2 separate regions of the Homo sapiens genome follow, and region 2 is linked to region 1. Evidence: chromatin loops called from intact Hi-C (ENCODE). Cell type or tissue: mesothelial cell of epicardium. All regions are shown on one strand. Each heading gives the region's core, and the rest is flanking DNA. Links, peaks and the distances in the headings are about the cores only. Region 1 overlaps DAAM2 (dishevelled associated activator of morphogenesis 2). Region 2 overlaps KIF6 (kinesin family member 6).

Region 1 (2,912 bases), core at 272-2,771:
ATTCACAAGAATAATATATTCATGAATATATTCATAAGAATATTACATTTGCAACCATATTCATCTTGACTATATTCGGTGAATGTATTTATAATAAGAATCGGTAAATGTGGTATATTCAGCAATATATTCATAAGAAGAATATATTCAAGAATTGTAAGTTCATGAATATATTCATAGAAGAACTGGTAAATTTGTCAAATTTGGTGAACTAGCTTTTGGCAAATGGACTCAGAGCCCCTGCTGGGGATAGGAGGGCAGGTGTCAACAGCTCATCACACCTAGCTGGGATAGGCTAAATCTTAGCTCTTCCAGGAATACTTCCTGGGAGAACTGGAAGGAAGAATAAGAATCCCATCTTTGCACAATCCTCTTTTCTCCACTTATAGTCACACACACTGATCTGATTCTATAATACACAACTTTAGGCATATCTTTCCTATCTAGCTCTTAGAGGAAAGAGACTTATGTCTGGTCTATACAAGGACAGCAGCCATTGCTATACAGAGCAATTATTATAGAGCAGAGCTATAGAAGAGTAGCTTTCCCCAGCAGATCTTGCTATCCCAAACACATCTTACTCGGCTTAGCTTGATATCAAATGGAGACTCTTTCCTGAATATCCACTGACTAATTCTTTTTTTTTTTCTTTTTTGAGATGGAGTCATGCTCTGTTGCCCAGGCTGGAGTGCAGTGGTTCCATGTCGGCTCACTGCCAGCTCCGCCTCCTGGGTTCATGCCATTCTCCTGCCTCAGCCTCCTGAATAGCTGGGACTACAGGTGCCCACCTCCATGCCCGGCTAATTTTTTTGTATTTTTTAGTAGACACGAGGTTTCACCGTGTTAGCCAGAGTGGTCTCAATCTCCTGACCTTGTGATCCGCCCGCCTTGGCCTCCCAAAGTGCTGGGATTATAGGCATCAGCCACCGCACCCAGCCTCCACTGACTAATTCTTAGGCTCCTGGGAGCAGGAAACTGTCTGAGATTAAACCTTTCTGATGGCTAAGCTACTCTGGTTCCAAATCTCCAAATGGCAATTGCTCACATTTGTTCCACTGACCCAAGACATACAAATAGTTGTGCACACATGTCTTGGGCTGAACCCCTTACTTGTGCTGCATGCTCCAAAGGCAGTCTGCAGCAGGATGAAAGAAAGTTGTGAAGAAGATAAGGATTCACCCATCACCAGGGCAGGAGATATGGCCAGACCTTAGAAATAGAGAGTCACTGCTGCTCTCTTTCCCTCTTGATTGATTATCTATGCTTACCACCTGCAGGTCCCTTGCTGTGTGTGTGTGTAGTGTGAGGGGGAACAAGATCTGATTACAGAAAATGTCTGCCTTAGCTCTGCATGCTCCACCCTATCCATAGACTATCCCTGAAGCATCTCAATGGATTTCAGGAAGGGTTGCTCTCTGGACTGGGCATCTCAGGGAGTACTGACTGGCCCTGGTGTCCAGCAGGGGGTGCCCATGCTCTGTTCTGCCCCCAGCCTGGTAACCTCAACATCCTGGAAACAGGCTTTCTTGCTCCACTCTGCTGACCCTGTCCTCCCCACAAATGAGCCTCCCAGCCTCTCCTGCTTATTGCCTCCTGGGTCCACATGTCTCTGCCCACCGTCCTGACCTCCTGCCTCTCCCAACAACTCCACGCCCCTCCCTGCTGTGCCATCAGCACAGGCAGCCCCTGGGGAGTACTAGGGGACAAGAGGGAAGGGACTGATTTTGAAGATCAGCATCTGCATTCCTACCCTGGTTCCACCACTCACCAGTGTCACAGCCTCGGGACATTAACACAGCCCTACTTTAGAAAGGAGAGAATGGAGCCACATGGAAATTAATAATAGCACCCACCCGTGCGATTGCTGTGATGACCAAATGAGGACCAACCAAGCAGAGTGCTTCACACAGTGCTTGGCGCATGGTTCTCATTGAACTACAAATTTCTCATCTGGAAATGGCCTGTATTGGAAGTGTTCCTGACTCAGAAAATCAGATGCCTTTAGAAATCAGCTTGTGCAATTTCCTACTTTCTGAATGGCTCACACTTAAACTAACGTGCCCAGAAGTCTTCTATGAGCCTAGTACCTCTTAAGTAGAGTAAAGACTGATGAGCTCAGTCCCAGCCAGGCACTGTTGTAGGTGTGGCTATTATTATCTTTTCTACCTTTCCATCCCATGCTGGGGCAGATGTCAACAGACGCCCCACCTTGGAGAGCTTGCATGCTGAGGCATAAGGAACATGTCACAAGGTTGGCGCATGTGCTAATATAAGCAAGTGCATATTTTTATAATAATCATCATTTTAGATTTTGTCTTTGACTTTTTGTTTTTGTTTTTGGGTTGAGAATAAGAAAGGGGTTTCCCTCTGCCCCTATTCACTGGCTCCCACCCACCCTGCCTTTCTCAGATAACTCTCCACTCTAAGCCTCCTGCAACCCTCAGCCCTACCTTCCACTTTGGGCTTTGCCTCAGCCAGCCGCTCCTGGAATTTCTTCTTGAAGAAGAGGGCTTGCAGTCGCTGCTGGTAGTGGTCAATCCTGTAGACAAGGTGAACCATATCTTGAGGTATCCCACCCCTATCCTGGCCAGCCCCAGCTCCCGGAGCCAGCTCCAGTCTCCTCTCAAGCCTGCCCACCTCCATCCCCTTCCTCTTGGCAGAGCCCCACCTGCCCCACCTGCCAGAACCCCACCTGCTTGAATCCCCACCATGCCCATGGCCCAACCTGCTCATTTCATAGAGGAAGCGGTCAGCACGGGCCATCCGCTCAATTTCATGCTTGTGCTCCTCCAGGAGGTCAATGTCACTCTTCTCTGGGATGAACTTGAGGAGCTGCAAAGAGCAGGCGCAAGTCACACAAGCAACTGGTGAGCAGCAGACATGGGGTACAGGGTGTGAGAAGCTGTACTGAC
Region 2 (2,912 bases), core at 250-2,749, 510 kb after region 1:
CCCACAATCCATCAATTAATGTATCAAAAGGGAGAGAAGGTGTTTCTAGCATGTACTGTGGTAAATTACTGAAGGAAAAATTACTAATTATGGACACTCCTGCAGGCAGAGCATTCCTTCCCTCCCCTACCCTTTTGGTTTTCAGCCCCATTCTGGGCTCCCTACTTCCCTCCCAGACTGTCTCCGGCCTCAGGCTGGGAGTTCTCTGTTTCCATTTCATCTCTTTTCCATACCTCTGGATGGGGATGTGTCCAGGAACCCAGGCCAAAACCAGCAAATTTATCACCGTGGTAATGACAGCAAGCTGCATGCTGAGTGAATTCTGCAATCCCCCTCAACTCCTTTTTTTGCCAAAACCCATAAAGCTGCAAGATCCAGCAGGTTACAGAGACTGTTATCTGCACATGAAGAATAGCTCTGTTAGAAATGCAATTAGGTATCAGCCATAAGGCTATTTTTGGAAGCTTGTTTGGGGGAAATAAAAAAAAACTTGCCATGTGGTGGGAGATGTTAGTCAATTCACCAAAACTGAGTATCACTAGCGGCATTGTAAAACAACCTTTATCAATATGTAACATTATAAAGACCCACCTTTTGTTCCCTGGTGGTGCCTCGTTGTTCTGAGAGTGAGTATTTATGCTTGTGGTGGCAAAATCCCCTCTTTATTTACGTGAGCAGCTCCTCCCAAACCAGGGGCAGTGGAGAATCCTTAAACCTGGTCATTCCAAAAAAAAAAAAATACTTCCTTAGGGTTTGGGAAAAAGGAACTTGGTCGTTCCAATAGGCGCTGAAGAAATTGTAACATACCAGGTTGAGCACACCTACTCTGGTCAAGGCATGGGGTTTGGAGGCACAGACTTGAGGAAGCATGTGTCAGGAGGCGCATTGTCAGGGAGGCTTATTACTGGGAAGGCTTATTAGCAGGGAGGTAGTTTCCAGGAAGCAGTGCAAACCAGTGTGTGCTCTAAAGGAGCAAGCCACTGTCCAGGCTCATTAGGAAGGCAGTACCCAGTCATATGAGAGGCTCGTGGTATAAGGCTGTGCCGGATACCCAGGAAACAGGCAGGGCACCAAAGCACCACTGACTCTCCATACTGCAGGATTAAAAAGCTTTTGATGACTCACTCTAAATCAAGAGATGTTTCTAAATGGTGTGTTGCATTTGTCACAGCAATATCTCCTTTTATTTGGAGCATGCATGTGCTATCCCATCTTAAAATTTAATTCAGCAGTGTTTGATGCAGCCTAGAGTCTCAGTCCAGCAGCAGCCTTATGTCCCCAACTTCTTTACTCTGCTTATATGGACAATAAGGGTCAAATTGCACTGAGTAGGGAAAAGATCCATTTGGGGCTGTGGCTGGCTCAGGTGTCAAGTCATTTTCCTGTTGGATCCAGGTTCACCAATACTCATCATTGGGTCAAGTTTCCACTTCCCCAAATCCCCCTCAGCACACTCCTGAAGTTCCCACCCTTCCCCCACATGGAATAAGGGTGCAATTATTGTTTAGTCCCAATGCCTGCCACGCTCTCTATGCATAATTCTCTCCAGTAGGGACACATGGAAACCAAGGCACAGACATGCAGGTGCCCCAGACCCTTTCCCAAGACAATGATGTGTCTGGAGATAGTGGCCTCCGAGGTATTACCTAAGGACTGGTGATGTTTGACCTCCATAAAGGGCAAGTCGAAGTAGAGAAATCAATCATAGCATCCTCAGATATGTGAAGATCCTATGCCAATGACAGAGGATCTTTTTCTGTGCTGATCCAGAAAACAGGCCAGGCACATAGCTGAAGATTATAGGGAAGCAGATGCAACTCCACATAATTAATTCCTTACATATAACTTAATGGAATAGCTCGAATACATACAAGTCAGAAGGGAAATGCCCATTTCCTTCTGTAGAAGGGATTCCTAAATTGACTGCAAAGTTGAACTGAATGACCTCTGCCATCTCTCCCAATTATAACATTCTAGAGGTGCCCTAAAACTCTCCATAAATGATAAAGTCTCTTGTGACTGCTTCCTCATCTACTCATCTTTTGAATACTCAATTCAGCTATAGCCTTGGAGGTATAGAATGTACTTATGTGAGGAAAGAAATATCTTAAACAAGGAAGCAATGAATTTTCCAGGCTTTCTTGGAATCCCCCAGTGGCCTGATCACATCCCCCAAATGGGACATGCCATACAGACAGCACTGACATTTTAACAAGTGTGCTGAGCCCTTGGACATAAACAAACTCCGGGCTGCTGTTTCACCCCTCCTTCATGCACGAAATCATGGAATTTTAGAGACGGAGGAAGCCTGGAGGTCATTGCCTCCCAGATCCTACCCAGGGCAGGAATTCTCACTCTAACAACCCAACAGATGGTCACCCAGCTTCTGCTTGAACCCTTTCAGGAAGGGGCTCACTGCTTTGCCAGAAGATTTAATCCATTTTGAGACAGTCCTCATTGTGAGTTGTTTCTTCCTTGTATTAAGCCCCAAGTCTGCTTTCATTAGACTTGATTTCTGCCCTCAGGAGCAAGATAAAAATAAAGCTGTTTCTAATTCATATGACAATGTTCAGATATTCAAAGACAGCCATTATCTCCATTCCTCCTCTCCAAGTCTTGTCTTCACATCTAAATGTCTCATGTCACCTTAAATATTTCTCAGATGGCATGGTTTCAGACCCCTCACCATTCCAGTCACCATCTTCTGAATATTTTCTATTTTGCAAATGTTCCTTATGAAGAGTAACTCCCAGAACAAATACCAGCTGATGTCTCCTCACTTGTAGAGCAGAGTGGAACTATCACCTCCCTGAAGGGAACTATCACTGTTCTCTGTGCATCATACCTTTATTAATGTAAACTAGAATTATATGAGTTTCACACCAAATGACCAACTATTAGGGTTATTGTCA

What was found. Peaks named below come from ENCODE experiments on the same cell type or tissue, not always from the same donor. Only the 100,000 strongest peaks of a DNase experiment are listed, where the experiment ranks them.
Region 2: a loop joins it to region 1, with 11 times the contacts of the local background. A loop is called at or near these places in 66 of 110 quality-filtered maps.

The regions. Positions count from the first base shown.
Region 1 is chr6:39,891,261-39,894,172 of GRCh38, reverse strand. It overlaps DAAM2 (dishevelled associated activator of morphogenesis 2), which reads right to left. Exons shown (of 25, transcript NM_001201427.2): 18 at 2,726-2,832; 19 at 2,451-2,539. DAAM2-AS1 (DAAM2 antisense RNA 1) reads left to right here. Exons shown (of 4, transcript NR_125831.1): 2 at 2,410-2,550; 3 at 2,794-2,867. Among named protein-coding and RNA genes, the nearest start is that of DAAM2-AS1, 4.7 kb to the left of the region's middle. In mesothelial cell of epicardium, for the core only: no CTCF peak of the experiment used is centred there; a DNase peak (open chromatin) is centred at 1,472.
Region 2 is chr6:39,386,112-39,389,023 of GRCh38, reverse strand. All of the region lies in intron 15 of KIF6 (kinesin family member 6), which reads left to right. It overlaps LOC107986594 (a long non-coding RNA gene), which reads right to left. Exons shown (of 4, transcript XR_001744111.2): 4 at 1-715. Among named protein-coding and RNA genes, the nearest start is that of KCNK16, 65 kb to the right of the region's middle. In mesothelial cell of epicardium, for the core only: no CTCF peak of the experiment used is centred there; no DNase peak of the experiment used is centred there.